2 separate regions of the Homo sapiens genome follow, and region 2 is linked to region 1. Evidence: read pairs that join two places in POLR2A ChIA-PET (ENCODE). Cell type or tissue: Panc1. All regions are shown on one strand. Each heading gives the region's core, and the rest is flanking DNA. Links, peaks and the distances in the headings are about the cores only. Region 1 overlaps PTDSS2 (phosphatidylserine synthase 2). Region 2 overlaps EPS8L2 (EPS8 signaling adaptor L2).

The links. ChIA-PET counts read pairs that join two places held together with the same protein. Peaks named below come from ENCODE experiments on the same cell type or tissue, not always from the same donor. Only the 100,000 strongest peaks of a DNase experiment are listed, where the experiment ranks them.
Region 2: POLR2A ChIA-PET joins it to region 1 with 16 read pairs; 3 of 35 experiments call an interaction of 5 or more read pairs at or near these places.

Annotation. Positions count from the first base shown.
Region 1 is chr11:466,675-475,001 of GRCh38, reverse strand. It overlaps PTDSS2 (phosphatidylserine synthase 2), which reads right to left. Exons shown (of 12, transcript NM_030783.3): 3 at 1,025-1,107. Among named protein-coding and RNA genes, the nearest start is that of PTDSS2, 21 kb to the right of the region's middle. RefSeq lists enhancers at 2,622-3,144, 3,145-3,668, 7,342-7,841. In Panc1, for the core only: no CTCF peak of the experiment used is centred there; a DNase peak (open chromatin) is centred at 5,140; H3K4me3 peaks cover 1,550 bases; H3K27ac peaks cover 2,555 bases.
Region 2 is chr11:711,022-719,348 of GRCh38, reverse strand. The region is part of intron 4 of EPS8L2 (EPS8 signaling adaptor L2); the gene reads right to left. Among named protein-coding and RNA genes, the nearest start is that of EPS8L2, 9.0 kb to the right of the region's middle. In Panc1, for the core only: no CTCF peak of the experiment used is centred there; no DNase peak of the experiment used is centred there.

The DNA.
Region 1 (8,327 bases), core at 275-8,274:
TGAATATGTCCGTATCACAAACGCGTGAACATGTCCATATACACAAAGACATGATTATGTCCGTATCATAAACGCGTGAATATGTCCGTACACGAACGTGTGAATATGTCCGCACACACAAACACGTGAATATGTCCGTATACACAAACAAGTGAATATGTCCGTATCACAAACACGTGAAAATTTAACAGTGGTTATTATTTGTGGGTAGCTTTATTTTTAAGTATCTTTGTATTTTCGAAATTTTCTATAATACATACTCCTGTTGAAACAGAAAATGTTTCTAATTACTTCGTGTGGCCACTCAGGGGAAACAACCGACCCTACAGAAGCCTGAGCCCGCCTTCCTGGGGTGGGACTTGGGGGACAGAGTACACTGAGATTGGCGGGATGCTCTGGCCCACGAGGGTTTGTTAGAACTCAGGGCCATAAGGTGGGGTGGTGGCTGAGGCAGAGTGCGCTGGGCAACCACTTCAAGGGCAGGGGGTGGGCGGCACCTCACAGCTCCATCTGGAGCCCTCACCCACCCGCCCATGGCCTCACAGCCCCATCTGGAGCCCTCACCCACCCGCCCATGGCCTCACAGCCCCATCTGGCGCCCTCACCCACCCCCGCCCCCTCTGGTCTCAGAGTCCCACCTAGAGCCCACAGTCCCTGGCCTCACAGCCCCATCTGGTGCCCTCACCCACCTGCCCCCGGCCTCATAGCCCCATCTGGAGCCCTCGGCCACTCTGGTCTGTGGAAAGAGGAGGCAGAAGCAGGAAGAGAAGGGCTGGAGAGCCCTGGACAGGGAAGAGTGAAAGGGCCAGAGAAGGCCTGGAGAGACCCTCGGTGGTTGGAGGAGGAGCACACGGCCAGCTCAGAACCCCACGCCCTTGTCCATGTGGGAAGTGGCCTCGGAGGCCTCGGGGAGGGGCCAGGCGGAGGGGAGGACAGGACACTCACACCCAGCAGCACAGACACAGAGTGGCCGCTCAGAACAGAAATGCCACAGGGGCACACGGAAAAGGAAATGGCAAGTTACCTGGATGAGGTCTGGAAAATGGCCCGTCTTTAGCTTGTGTGACTCCAAAACATAAGAAAACCAAAATACTGGCCACAATACCTCTGCAAATAAAGAACAAACAGCCCCTCAGTGTGTGCAGGCTTCTCCCAGGAGGGAGGTGGGAGGCTGCAGGGACCCCCAGACACCCATTGTGGAACAGCCCCTGATGCTGGGGCGGGAGGAAGGGGCCTCGGGCAGAGCTGGGCGACTCCGCCGCGGGGAAAGCCCAGCTACCTCCACCACCCTGGGCCGGACATTCGCCCTCACATTTGCCGCCTCCGCGGCAGGGAAGGCCCAGCTACCTCCACCACCCTGGGCTGGACATTCGCGCTCACATTTGCCTCCTCCGCGGCAGGGAAGGCCCAGCTACCTCCACCACCCTGCACCCAACATTCGCCCTCACATTTGCAGCCCGCCCAGTGGCCAGGAGAAGGTCCCTGTGCTTGGGCTGCTGGTGGTTCCCAGTGTCACATCAGGAAGACACTGGCTCTACACAGAGGCCACCGAATGCCCCGCATGTGACCATCAGTGATCACAAAGCCCACGTAGGAGGGAAGGCGTCAGGAGCTACTGCCTCCCTGCTCCAACGCGGCAGGACCCCCAGGAAGTGTCTCTAGAGAGCTCCTGTGTCTTTTTGGTGTCAACTCATCCAAAACCAACGGGACTCCTGTGATTCATAAGATGGAAGCGTGAGAGCTGTAACTGCAACCAAAGATGCAGGTTCACGGGAAGGAGGATGCGAGGGACCGCTCTGGGCAGGGGCAAGGTGCTCCCTCCTCGGCAAAGCTCCTTGGGGCCGGCCTCAGCCAGAGTCCCAGTGGGTTTCGGTGAGCAGCAGCTTAGGCCGGCGGATGTGCAGACAGCCCTGGTCACAGGCACACTGCTCACATCCGCTCGCTGCACCCAAGGTGTGGACCCGCTCTGCGGACGCGCTCTGTGCTCTGCAGACGCTCGGATGCACCCATCCTCTCCAGTCGTGCTCAGCTCAGGGTCTGAGATCCACTGGCCGCTGCACCACCCAGTCCCTCCCACGGCTCGGCAGTGCCGTGCCGACAGTCACACCTTGGCGTGTTCGCACGCTGGGCGGCCTCTGGGTTTTGGCTGCCGTGAGGGAAGCTGCACACACACACGCACGTTCGTGTGGCCGCAAGAATAGACGGGGCCACAGAGACACGCTATCTATTTTTTAAGACAGCGCTGTTAAAAAATACCCAGTAACAACTTCAGTCTCAGAAATTCCCCTCTCTGCCTGCAGGAGTGCCTGGCCTCAAAGTCCTGAGTAGACAGAGGCAGGTGAGGCCAAGCACCGCCCGAGGCTTGCAGGATGGAGGAGGGCACAAGGTCGCTGGCCCCTGGTGCAGCCGGGACAAGGGTCTACTGCTTCTGGGCAGGTGCTGCTCTCCACCCAGAGCCCTGAGGGTCTCACCCTCGGCAGGACATTCATGGCCCACCCAGGCGAAACCTGAGTTTCTGACCCGGTCTCCACCCAGGCCCCAGCTCCCACACTACCGCTGTCAGCCTCCAGGGACAGAGGCAGAGATGCCCTCGCTGCTGGGTTCAGCAAGGTGGGGCCCGCGTCCCTGTCACCGGTACCCCTCCCGAGGTCTCTCAGTGCTGAGGGGTGGGAGGTGTAAAAAGTACCTTTCAGGGCCCCCTGGAGCCAGACATAGGCCCCACCTCAGCTGTGCCTCCAAGGGGCGTGGGGAGGGTCATAACATTCAGTGGAAAGACAGTAAAACGTCCCCCTACCCTCCCCAGAAAAGATAAAAATGAAAAGAGGAACATGGGCACTGGCCAAGGGAAGCTGCTCCCGGTGCAGGCGCACGTCACCCCAGGCCGCCATCCGCGTCACCCCAGGCTACCATCTGTGTCACCCCAGGCCGCCATCCGCGTTACCCCAGGCCACCATCCGCCCGACAGGCGCGCATCACCCCAGGCCGCCATCCGCGTCACCCCAGGCCGCCATCCGCGTCACCCCAGGCCGCCATCTGCATCACCCCAGGCCGCCATCCACGTCACCCCAGGCCACCATCTGCCCGACAGGTGCGCGTCACCCCAGGCCGCCATCCACCAGACAGGTGCGCGTCACCCCAGGCCACCATCCGCGTCACCCCAGGCCACCATCCGCGTCACCCCAGGCCGCCATCCACGTCACCCCAGGCCACCATCTGCGTCACCCCAGGCCGCCATCCGCGTCACCCCAGGCCACCATCTGCGTCACCCCAGGCCGCCATCCACGTCACCCCAGGCCACCATCCGCCCGACAGGCGCGCGTCACCCCAGGCCGCCATCCACCAGACAGGTGCGTGTCACCCCAGGCCGCCCTCCGCCTGACAGGCGCGTGTCATCCCAGGCCACCATCCGTGTCACCCCAGGCCGCCCTCCGCCCGACAGGCGTGCGTCACCCCAGGCCGGTGCTCCCTGAATCAGCTTGTGGCAGCCCCCACACGGCATGCTGCCCAGAGGCCAGCTCAGACCGGGTCACACAGGACTCTAACCTGGCCACACATCACATAATGTTTATGACAACTTTATAAGGCTAATTTGTTCATAAGAATTACTTGCCGGGCACAGTGGTTCACACCTGTAATCTTAGCACTTTGGGAGGCTGAGGTAGGTGGATCATTAAAGGTCAGGAGTTCGAGACCAGCCTGGCCGACATGAAACTCCTGTCTCTACTAAAAATATAAGAAATTAGCCAGGTGTGGTGGCAGACGCCTGTAATCCCAGCTACTCGGGAGGCTGAAGTAGGAGAATCACTTGAATCTGGGAGGTAGAGGTTGCAGTGAGCTGAGATCGCGCCACTGCACTCCAGCCTGGGTGACAGCAAGACTCAGTCTCAAAAAAAAAAAAAAAAAAGAATTACTTAAGTACTTGAGAAGGTGTGTCCCGTTGGGTAAGAATGAGGGAAGTGCTTTAAAAGGAAAACAAATATATTGCATTTTAAAAATAAATTTTTAATTTTAGAATGGTTTTAGATTTACAGAATTATTGTAAAAATAGTAAAAGCTCCCATATCTCACAGGCCCAGTTTTCCCATTAACATCTCACCATTAATAAGCCGGTGCTGGCTGGGTGCGGTGGCTCACGCCTGTAATCCCAGCACTTTGGGAGGCTGAGGCAGGCGGATCACAAGGTCAGGAGTTCGAGACCAGCCTGACCAACATGGTGAAACCCCATCTCTACTAAAAATACACAAATTAGCCAGATGTGGTGGCAGGCACCTGTAATCCCAGCTACTCGGGAGGCTGAGGCAGGAGAATCACTTGAACCCGAGAGGCGGAGGTTGCAGTGAGCCGAGATCACGCCACTACACTCCAGCCTGGGTGACACAGTGATACTCTGTCTCAAAAAATAAAATAAAATAAACATAAAAAATAAAAAATAAATAAGCCAGTGCTGCCACACAGCTGCTGAGGCCTACACTTCCTTCGCTCTCCCCTGATGTCCTTCCCCCTGCCCCGCCCCCAACAATCTCTTCCTGGAAGCCACATGGCATCTACTCGTTCTGTCTCTTCAGGCTCCCCGAGGCTGGGACGGTTTCTCAGACTCTCCTTGTCTCTGATGACCTGGATGGTTTGGAGGAGGCCTGGTCAGGAATTCTGTGGAATGTTCCTTAGTGAGATGGTCGACTATGCCTCTGCATGGCCGGGCTGGGGTCGTCGGGGTTGGGAGGATGGGGCAGCAGCCTCCCCGTCGGCCACGCCATGAACATGACCAGTGCATGCTGACCTGACCACTGGGCTTGGGGGTGTCTGCGGGCACCTCGGCTGCAGCGTCCTCCTCCCACTGCCCTCTCCGTGCTGCACGCCCAGGAAGGAGGTCAGGTCACCACGCGCAGCGCACAGCGGTGCCGGGAGCTCACGCCAGCTCCTGGAATGGGGGGATCTACCTCATTTACTGAAAACCTTCTGCAGGGAAGGTTGGTCTTGTTCCCTCTGTTTATTTACTCAATCACTTATATCACTATGGGCTCGTGGATGTTTATTTTCTACTCTGGGTTATATTCTAATACTACTTTATTATTTTGTTGCTCTTTGGCCACTGGGAGGCTCTTTCACTGGGACGCAATCCCGTGACTGTGGGGTTTTGTTTACAGAGCTCCTCACTTTCTGGAACTGCCAGGATCAGCTGATCCTGGGCATTTCCTGCCCCGGTGCTGGAATCAGCCATTTCTCCTCAGAGCCCTGGCCCCGTGGACTGGAGGGCACTAGGAACCAGGATCTGGGCCTGGGTGTGCTCACTGCTGCAAGCATAGCTGGTTCTAGGCCCCCTCAGCTTGTACAGCAACAAGATCTGTGTGTATCCATTAACCACTGCGCACACACTGTTTAACCATCTTTGTCTCTTCTGGGCTAAACGTGCAATGGTAATCCACCATCACAGCGGCCACTCCAACCTCGTCCCTCTGATTACCCGGAGACTCCCCTCCTCCTCCCTCCGATTACCCAGAGACTCCCCTCCTCCTCCCTCCGATTACCCAGAGACTGCCCTCCTCCTCCCTCCGATTACCCAGAGACTGCCCTCCTCCTCCGAGTACCCAGAGACTCCCCCGGAGACTCCCCTCCTCCTCCCTCCGATTACCCAGAGACTCCCCTCCTCCTCCCTCCGATTACCCAGAGACTGCCCTCCTCCTCCCTCCGATTACCCAGAGACTCCCCTCCTCCTCCCTCCGATTACCCAGAGACTGCCCTCCTCCTCCTTCCGATTACCCAGAGACTCCTCTCCTCCTCCTTCCGATTACCCAGAGACTCCCCTCCTCCTCCCTCTGATTACCCAGAGACTGCCCTCCTCCTCCTTCCAATTACCCAGAGACTCCCCTCCTCCTCCTTCCGATTACCCAGAGACTCCCCTCCTCCTCCCTCCGATTACCCAGAGACTCCCCTCCTCCTCCCTCTGATTACCCAGAGACTGCCCTCCTCCTCCTTCCGATTACCCAGAGACTCCCCTCCTCCTCCTTCCGATTACCCAGAGACTCCCCTCCTCCTCCCTCCGATTACCCAGAGACTCCCCTCTTTCTCCGATTACCCAGAGACTCCCCTCCTCCCTCCGATTACCCAGAGACTCCCCTCCTTCTCCAATTATTCAGAGACTCCCCTCCATCTCAGAGACTCCCCTCCTCCGATTACCCAGACTCCCCTCCTCCGATTACCCAGAGACTCCCCTCCTCCAATTACCCAGAGACTCCCCTCCTCCTCCCTCTGATTACCCAGAGACTCCCCTCCTTCTCTGATTATCCAGAGACTCCCCTCCCACAGCCATCATACACACCACAGTGACAGAGCTGCCAGTCAGCACCTCTGTGCAGCAAAACTTTATCGACTAGAGCAGCGTCTGTGCCATTCCTTTTGCCTCTGGCCTTATAGACACTGCTCATTTCCAAAGTTACTCAGCACCTTCCTCTGAACACCCTTCAGGAAGGTCACGGAATGCATCTGCAGTAGTTAAGATTCTTGTCAGTCGGCCTTCCCCGCCGGGACCCCCATCTCCTCAATGAATGTTTAAAATCTGCACACGGTCTGCTCGTGTTGTCCAGTTCTACAGGTTCGGACAAACGCAGTGTCATGTACCAACCAGGATGGTGCCACACAGAGTGGCCTCACTGCCATACGAATGCTGCATTCTACTATCCACTCTCCCCTTTCCCCGGGAAACAACTGATGTTTTCACTACCACATCATATTGCCTCTTCCAGAAGGTCATCGAGCTGAAATCACAGTGCGCGGCCTTCTCAACTGGCTCCTCTCACTTAGGAATGTGTATTTATAGAAACATGTATTTAAGGTTCCTCCCGGTCGCAGTGGCTTAATGCTCATTACTATCTTTTAGAGATGGGGTCTCACCCTGTTGCCCAGGCTGCAGTGCAGTGGCTCAATCACAGCTCGCTGCAACCTCTGCCTTCCGGGCTTGAGATCCCACTCAGCCTCTTGACAGGTGGGACCATGTGTGTGTGCTGTGACACTCGGCTAAGTTTTTTAGTTTGGTAGAGATGGGGTCTCAGTATGTTGCCCAGGCTGGTCTTGAACTCCTGGGCTCAAGCGATCCTCCTGCCTCAGCCTCCCAAACTGCTGGGATTATAAGCGTGAGCCACCATGCCTGGCCTGCATGCAGGTTTTTATGTGGACATAAGTTTTCAATTCAGTTGGATAAATATTCAGGAGCAAAACTGCTAGATTGCATGGTAAGAATCTATCTATCTATCTATATCTATATCTATATTTTTTGAGACAGAGTCTCGCACTGTTGCCCGGGCTGGAGTGCAATGTTGCGATCTCGGCTCACTGCAACCTCCGCCTCCTGGCCTCCCGAGTAGCTGGGATTATAGGTGCCTGCCACCATGCCAGGCTAATTTTTTGCATTTTTAGTAGAGACGGGGTTTCACTATGTTGGCTAGGCTTGTCTTGATCTCCTGACCTCGTGATCCACCTGCCTCAGCCTCCCAAAGTGCTGGGATGACAGGCGTGAACCACCACGTCCAGCCCAAGAATATATTTATATTTAGTTCTGTGAGAGTCTGTGAAACTGTCTTCTAAAGCGGCTTTAGCCTTTTGTATTCCCACCAGCAATGGGTGAGAGTTCCTGGAAGCGTTGGTACTGTCGGTTTTTAAGGTTTTAGCTGCTCCGTCGGGTATGCAGTGGCGTCTCCCTGTTTCCAGTTCCTGAAGGACAAATGATGCTGGGTATCCTCCCACCGCAATCTCCCGTCTGAATAACTTCCCTGGTGAACATCTGCTTAGACCTTTCACCCAGGTTTTGCTTTGTTTTGAGACAAAGTTTTGCCTTTGTCACCCAGGCTGGAGTGCAGTGGCCCCATCTCGGCTCACTGCAACCTCTGCCTCCTGGGTTCAAGTGATTCTCCTGCCTTAGCCTTCCGAGTGGGTGTCACCCAGGTTTGTGTTTGAAAGAGAGGGTCTTGCTCTGTTGCCTAGGCTGGAGTGCAGTGGTGTGATCTTGGCTCACTGCAGCCTTGACCTCCCGGGCTCAAGGGATCCTCCCACCTCAGACTCCTGAGTAGCTGGAACTGCAGGTGTGCACCACCACGCCTGGCTAATTTTTGTATTTTTTGTAGAGACGGGGTTTTGCCATGTGACACGGTTTCGCTGTGTCCCCACCCAAATCTCATCTTGAATTGTAATCCCCACGTGTGGAGGGAGGGAAGTGACTGGGTTATGGGGGCGGTTCCCCCATGCTGTTCTCATGTAGTGAGGGAGTCTCACGAGAGCTGATGGTTTTAGAAGCGGCAGTTTTGGCCGTGCGCGGTGGCTCACACCTGTAATCTCAG
Region 2 (8,327 bases), core at 192-8,191, 240 kb before region 1:
GCTGGCACAGCTGGATAAACACTAACTTGAACTACAGGACAGTCAAAGACAACCACAAAACGCAAAACATAAAAGTTTGTGTGGCCGGGCGCGGTGGCTCACATCTATCATCCCAGCACTGCGGGAGGCCGAGGCGGGTGGATCACCTGAGGTCAGGAGTTCGAGACCAGCCTAGCCAACATGGTGAAACCCTGTCTCTACTAAAAATACAAAAAATTAGCCAGGCATTGTGGCGGGCGCCTGTAATCCCAGCTACTCGGGAGGCTGAGGTGGGAGAATCACTTGAACCCAGGAGGCAGAGGTTACAGTGAGCCAAGATTGCACCACTACACTCCAGGCTGGGCAACAGAGGAAGACTCTGTCTCAAAAAAAAAAAAAAAAGATCGGGCGCAGTGGCTCATGCCTGTAATCCTAGCACTTTGGGAGGCCGAGGCGGGTGGATCACAAGGTCAGGAGATTGAGATCATCCTGGCTAATATGGTGAAACCCCGTCTCTACTAAAAATACAAAAAATTAGCCAGGCGTGGTGGCAGGCGCCTATAGTCCCAGCTACTCGGGAGGCTGAGGCAGGAGAATGGCGTGAACCCAGGAGGCGGAGCTTGCAGTGAATCAAGATCGTGCCACTGCACTCCAGCCTGGGCGACAGAGTGAGACTCCATCTCAAAAAAAAAAAAAAGAAATTAAAAAAATTAAAAAATTAGCCAGGTGTGGTGGTACACACCTGTCATCCCAGCTACTTGGGAGGCTGAAGTGGGAGGAATGCTTGAGCCCAGGAGGTCAAAGTTGCAGTGAACCATGTTCGTGCCACTGCACTGAGCCTGGGCAACAGAGAGAGACCCTGTCTCAAACTAAAAAAAAAAAAAAAAATTAAAAAAGCATGCAAAAACTCAAAGAAAAAATTGTATGCAACACCATTGAATGAAAGAATTACAATTTGAAACTCTGAGCCTCTTTTATTTTAGTGTTTTGTCGGTTTGGCGGGTTTTTTTGTTTGTTTGTTAGTTTTTGTTTTGTTTTTGAGACAGTCTCGCTCTGTCCCCCAGGCTGGAATGCAGTGGTGTGATCTTGGCTCACTGCAAGCTCCGCCTCCCGGGTTCAAGTGATACTCCTGCTTCAGCTTCCCGAGTACGTGGGATTATAGGCACCCACCACCACACCCGACTAATTTTTGTATTTTTAGTAGAGACAAGGTTTCTCCATGTTGGCCAGAATGGTCTCAAACTACTGACTTCAGGTTATCTGCCCGCCTCAGCCTCCCAAAGTGCTGGGATTACAGGCGTGAGCCACCATGCCCAGCCTCTGTTTGGTTTTTGGTTAACAATTTTTTTTTTCTTTTTTTTGAAACGGAGTCTCACTCTGCTGCCCAGGCTGGAGTGCAGTGGCGCGATCTCGGCTCACTGCAATCTCCGCCTCCCAGGTTCACGCCATTCTCCTGCCTCAGCCTCCCGAGTAGCTGGGACTACAGGCGCCTGCCACCACGCCCGGCTAATTTTTTGTATTTTTAGTAGAGATGGGGTTTCACCATATTAGCCAGGATGGTCTCCATCTCCTGACCTTGTGATCTGCCCGCCTCGGCCTCCCAAAGTGCTGGGATTACAGACGTGAGCCACTGTGCCCTGCCTATTTATTTTTTCTAGAGACAAGGGCTTGCTATGTTGCCCAGGCTGGTCTTGAACTCCTGGGCTGAAGCGATCCTCCTGCCTGTGCCTCCCAAAGTGCTGGGATTATAGGCATGAGCCACCTCGCCCAGCCAGGAATTGTGTTTTTTTACCTATTCTATTGCCCAATACTAATAGTCATTGTGGGTTTTACTTATGGGTTAGGATGTGGAGAAAGGATGCCCTCATCCAGCACCTGCCCAGCCTCTCTGGGGAGAGGCCAGTGGCACCTCTAAAGCTGCACACACCATCCCCTCCCAATTCTACTACAGGTAATCTGCACACGTGCAAAATGTGGCATCGGTACCAGGCTGCTCAATGCAGAACTATTTGTAATAATAAAGACTGGACCCAGCCTACATGTCCATCAACAGGTTAAAGAAGTGGGCAGATCCAACAGGTTACAGTGGGCACAGGGCCAGACACGGTGGCTCATGCCTGTAATCCCAGCACTTTGGGAGGCCAAGGCAGGTGGATCACAAGGTCAGGAGTTCGAGACCAGCCTGACCAACACGGTGATACCCCGTCTCTACTAAAAATACAAAAATTAGCCCGGCGTGGTGGTGGGCGCCTGTAACCCCGGCTACTCAGGAGGCTGAGTTAAGAGAATCACTTGAACCCGGAAGGTAGAGATTGCAGTGAGCCGAGATCGTGCCATTGCATTCCAGCCTGGGCAACAGAGCGAGACTCTGTCTCAAAAATAAATAAATAAATAAAATAAGTGTGCAGAAACACGCAAGGGACTATGAGGCCACTCATCTCTCTGCGAGAGGCAGAGTAAAACCTGAAACACACAATACAACCAAACAAGAAAAACCAGGCTGCTGGGCCACAGAACAAGTCTCAGTAAATCTCAAGTGACTGCAACAGTACAGAATATGTTTTTTGATCATAACAGAATTAAGGTAGAAACCCATAATAAAAATAAAACCAGAAAATCCCCAAATGTTTAGAAACAAAGCAACATATTTCTAAATAACCCATGCATCAAAGATGAAGTCACAAGAAAACTAGAAAGCATTCTGAACATACATATCACAATTTGTGGAATACAACTAAACCAGTGCTGCAAGGAGAATGTAGAGCTTTCCATGAATATCTTAGAAAAGAAGAAAGACTTAAGATCAATAATCTGGCCAGGCACGGTGGCTCACGCCTGTAATCCCAGCACTTTGGGAGGCCAAGGAGGGTGGATCACTTGAGATCAGGAGTTTGAGACCAGCTGGGCCAACATGGCAAAACTCTTGTCTGTACTGAAAATACAAAAATTATCCCAGCACTTTGGGAGGCTGAGGCAGGCAGATCACAAAGTCAGGAGATCAAGACCATCCTGGCTAACACGGTGAAACCCTATCTCTACTAAAAACACAAAAAATTAGCCGGGCGGGGTGGCGGGCGCCTGTAGTCCCAGCTACTCAGGAGGCTGAAGCAGGAGAATGGCATGAACCTGGGAGGCGGAGCTTGCTGTGAGCTGAGATGGTGCCACTGCACTCCAGCCTGGGTGACAGAGCGAGACTCTGTCTCAAAAAAAAAAAAAACCCCACACAAAAATTAGCCAGGCATGGTGGTGCATGCCTGTAACCTCAGCTACTTGGGAGGCTGAGGCAGGAGAATCGCTTGAACCCAGGAGGCGGAGGTTGCAGTGAGCTGAGATTGCACCAGTGCACTCCAGCCTGGGTGACAGAGTGAGACTCCATCTCAGAAAAAAAAAAAAAAAAAAAAGATAAATAATCTAAGGTTTCACCTTAAGCAGGTAGGAAAAGTGAATCAATGCCGGGCGCGGTGGCTCATGCCTGTAATCCCAGCACTTTAGGAGGCCGAGGCAGGCGGATCGTGAGGTCATGAGATCGAGACCATCCTGGCTAACGCGGTGAAACCCCGTCTCTACTAAAAATACAAAAAATTAGCTGGGCGTGGTGGTGGGCACCTGTAGTCCCAGCTACTTGGGAGGCTGAGGCAGGAGAATGGCGTGAACCCAGGAGGCGGAGCTTGCAGTGAATCAAGATCGTGCCACTGCACTCCAGCCTGGGCGACAGAGCAAGACTCCATTTCAAAAAAAAAAAAAAAAAAAACAAAAGAAAAAGATAAAGTGAATCAAATAAAACCCACAGTAAGTGGAAGGTAGAAAATTAAGAGGAGGTCAACGCACTTTACACAGACTACTGACAGACACAAATCAACAGAGCCCAAAGTTAGTTATGAGAAGGTTAATAAACTTGGTAAATCCCTAGCAAGCCTGATCAAGAAAAATACTAGAGAAAACACAAATTCTCAAAAACCAGAACAAAAGAGGGGGCATCACTACAGATCTTACAGGCAGGAGAGGGGATTAATAACCGAAACCTTCCCACAAAGAAAATCCTGTGCTCCGAGGGCAGCACTGGCAAATCCTAACAAATATCTAAGGAAGAAACAATAACAAGCTTTCACAAACTCTTTTTTTTTTTTTGAGACAGAGTCTCACTCTGTCTCCCAGGCTGGAGTGCAGTGGCGCAATCTCAGCTTACTGCAAGCTCCGCCTCCGGGGTTCACGCCATTCTCCTGCCTCAGCCTCCCGAGTAGCTGGGACTACAGGCACCCGCCATCCCACCTGGCTAATTTTTTGTATTTTTAGTAGAGACGGGGTTTCACCATGTTAGCCAGAATGGTCTTGATCTCCTGACCTTGTGATCTGCCCACCTCAGCCTCCCAAAGTGCTGGGATTACAGGCATGAGCCACCGCGCCCGGCCCACAAACTCTTTCTGAAAACAGAAGAGGAGGGAATACTTCCCCACCCATTTTATAAAACCAACATAACCCTGCCACACAACCTGCCATAGGCATTATACGAAAATTACAGACCAGTACCTCTAATGGACATCAACACAAAATACCCCTAACAACAATATTACCACATCAGTCCCTCAACACAGGAAAAAGGATCACACACTTGGAATAAATGAGGATTAGGCTGGTTCAACATTCAAAACAGTCAATCAGTGTGGTCCAGTACATTGAGACTGTCTCAAAAAAAAATAAAATAAAATAAAATAAATATAAAATAAAATTTAAAAATTAAATAAAAAAATAAATAAAATAAAATAAAATAAAATAAAATGGATCCTGGCCCTAAACGCAAAAGCCTACACTGGGAAGCATCCAAAAGAAAACACAGGAACTGGCCCAGCGCGGCGGCTCACGCCTGTAATCCCAGCACTTTGGGAGGCTAAGGCTGGTGGATCACCTGGGATCAGGAGTTCGAGACCAGCCTTGCCAACATGGTGAAACCCCATCTCTGATGAAAATACAAAAAATGAGCCGGGCATGGTGATGGATTCCTGTAATCCCAGATACTCAGGAGGCTGAGGCAGGAGAATTGCTTGAACCCAAGAGGTGGAGGTTGCAGTGAACCAAGATCACGCCACTGCACCCCAGCCTGGGTGACACAGCAAAGCTCCACCTCAAAAAAAAAAAGAAAAAAGAAAAGAAAAAGAAAACACAGGAACTTCCACAGTGAATTCCTAATTTACAAAAAATAAAAGAAAACACGGAAGAAATCTCCAGAAATTTGGTCAAAGGATGACTTCTTAGGATGCCAAAAACCCTAAACCATAAAAGAAAAACACATACGAATGGACATCATAAAAATTAATTTCCACTTATCAAACCACAATGATGGAGGCCGGACGCAGTGACTCAGTCCGTCATCCCAGCACTTTGGGAGGCAGGTGGATCACCTGAGGTCAGGCACTGGGGACCAGCCTGGCCAACATAGTGAAAACAGGTGGATCACTTGAGGTCAGGCGTTGGGGACCAGCCTGGCCAACATGGTGAAACCCCATCTGTACTAAAAATACAAAAATTAGGCCAGGCACGGTGGCTCACGCCTGTAATCCCACCACTTTGGGAGGCTGAGGTGGGTGGATCAATTGAGGTCAGGAGTTCAAGACCAGCCTGGCCAACATGGTGAAACCCCATCTCTGCTAAAGATATAAAAAATTAGCTGGGTGTGGTGGTGCGTGCCTGTAATCCCAGGTACTGGGGAGGCTGAGGCAGGAGAATCACTTGAACCCTTGAGGCGGAGGTTGCAGTGAACCAAGATCACGCCACCGCACTCCAGCCTAGGTGACAGGGTGAGACTCTGTCTCAGAGAAAAAAAAATTTAGCCAGGCGTGGTGGCGGGCGCCTGTAGTCCCAGCTACTCAGGAGGCTGAGGCAGGAGAATGGTTTGAACCTGGGAGGCAGAGGTTGCAGTGAGCTGAGATCGCGCCATTGCACTCCAGCCTGGGTGACAGAGCGAGACTCCGTCTCAAACACACAAACAAACAGAAACTGTGGTGATGAAGGCAGGCAGGTGTTGCCAGAGGTTGGGGGTAGCCACCAAGGTCGGGGATTCACAGGTTTGGAGTGATGGGGCTGATGGGTCGACTATGGTGGCAACAGAACCACACCCCCACGTACACATGGCTTTTACTGTGTGATAACTTAGAAAAAAGCAAACCATGGACCCGGGCTCAGGTGCCCCCCACCCACTGTCAGGGCCAATCTGATCCGGCCCCCACCTGGCTGGAGAGACTTCCCACCAGACTCTCACCCTCTCTCTGGTCCCCAGTGTCCTCATCGGGGAGAGGCAGGAAAGCCCCACCCACCCTCCACTCCTCACTCTGTTGGCCTCTGGGCAGACGAGGCTCCTGCTGGCTGGGGGCCAGGCCAGGCCAGCTGGGGCCAAAGTCCAGGAGCCAGGCTGAGAGGCCCCAGGCTCCTCCCGAAGAGGGCAGAGTCCCTGAGAAAGGTGGTGGAGCTGCCCAGGAAGAGGGGACTAAAGTGAACTCGGCCACTGCTCTGTGCCTTCCCCTGGACACTGAGCTGGCCGAAGTCACCAGCCTGGCTGTATGCAGGGTCTAGCTGCCCAGGCTGCTGGGAGGGCCCTGGTCACCCAAAACAGCCCGATTCAAGAGCTCAGGGACTCCTGATGGCTCTTTGGACCCATTGTACAGACGAGGAAACTGAGGCTCAAAGAGTAGTGACCTGTCTCACCTCTGCAGGTGTGGAGGACAGCAAGGGGGAACCAGGGGGCATTTTGGGCCCCCAGCCAGGGCTGTTTGTGGCAGAAAGGACTGGTCCTGCAGGAGGACCCAGCTCCAGGCTCCCTCACCCTCCCTCCTTTTCCTAGTCCTGTAGGCTTGGACCACAACCGGAAGCCCAGCTCGCACCCAGGCTTGGACGACAACCGGGAGCCCAGCTCGCACCCAGGCTTGGACGACAACCGGGAGCCCAGCTCGCACCCAGGCTTGGACGACAACCGGGAGCCCAGCTCGCACCCAGGCTTGGACCACAACCGGGAGCCCAGCTCGCACCCAGGCTTGGACCACAACCGGGAGCCCAGCTCGTACCCAGGCGCAGGGGCCTTTTTTTTTTTCCTTTTGAGATGGAGTCTCGCCCTGTCCCCCAGGCTGGAGTGCAGTGGCGCAATCCCGGCTCACTGCAACCTCCATTTCCCGGGTTCTAGTGATTCTCCTGTCTCAGCTTCCCAAGTAGCTGGGACTACAGGCTCCCACCACCACGTCCAGCTAAGTTTTGTAGTTTTAGTAGAGATGGGGTTTCACCATGTTGGTCAGGCTGGTCTCGAACTCCTGACGTCAGGTGATCCACCCGCCTCGGCCTCCCAAAGTGCTGGGATTACAGGTATGAACAACCGCGCCTGGTCCCTTTTTTTTTTCTCTTTTTTGAGATGGAGTCTCGCTCTGTTGCCCATGCTGGAGTGCAGTGGTGTGATCTCGGCTCACTGCAACCTCCGCCTCCTGGGTTCCAGTGATTCTCCTGCCTCAGCCTCCCGAGTAGCTGGGATTATAGGTATGCACCACGACGCCTGGCTAATTTTGTATTTTCAGTAGACATGAGGTTTTGCCATGTTGGTCAGGCTGGTCTCAAACTCCTAACCTCAGATGATCCACTCACCTCAGCCTCCCAAAGTGCTGGGATTACAGGCGTGAGCCACCGCGCCTGGCCTAAGACTCTGTTGCCCAGGCTGCTGGAGGGCCGTGGTGGGATCCTCCTGCCTGAGCCTCCCAAGTAGCTGGACTACGAGCTCACACTACCAGGCCTGGCTAGGAGGGGGGAGGATTGCTTGAGCCTAGGAGTTTGAGACCAGCCTGGGCAACATAGGGAGACTTCCATCTCCACAAAAAAATAAAATAATTAGATGGGCATGGTGGGGCCAGCCTGTAGGCCCAGCTACTGGGGAGGCTGAGGTGAGGGGATCACTTGAGTCCAGGAGGCGGAGGCTGTAGTGAGCCAAGATCGCACCACTGCACTCCAGCCTGGGCACCTGGGTGACAGAGCTAGACCCTGTCTCAAAATGAAAGAAAGAAAAGAAAAGAGAGAGACAGAGAGAGAGAGAAAGAAAGGAAGAAAAAAAGACACACACACACACACACACACGCACGCACGCACACACGCACACACGCACACAAAACCCCCCAAAAAAACATTTCCTGAGTTCTCCGTGTCAATGAAACTGACCTAGGAGAACAGAAAAGCCCTCAGGGCTGGCGGCTGGTCCGGCGCGTGCAGGCAGCCCCGTCTGAGCCCTGAGAAGCAGCCCGGGCCTCCCTGAATCCCCCATCAAGGGCGTCTTTGTTCTGCCTGCTCCCTCCCGATACAGTTCCTCGTTTTGGGGCCAGGATGAT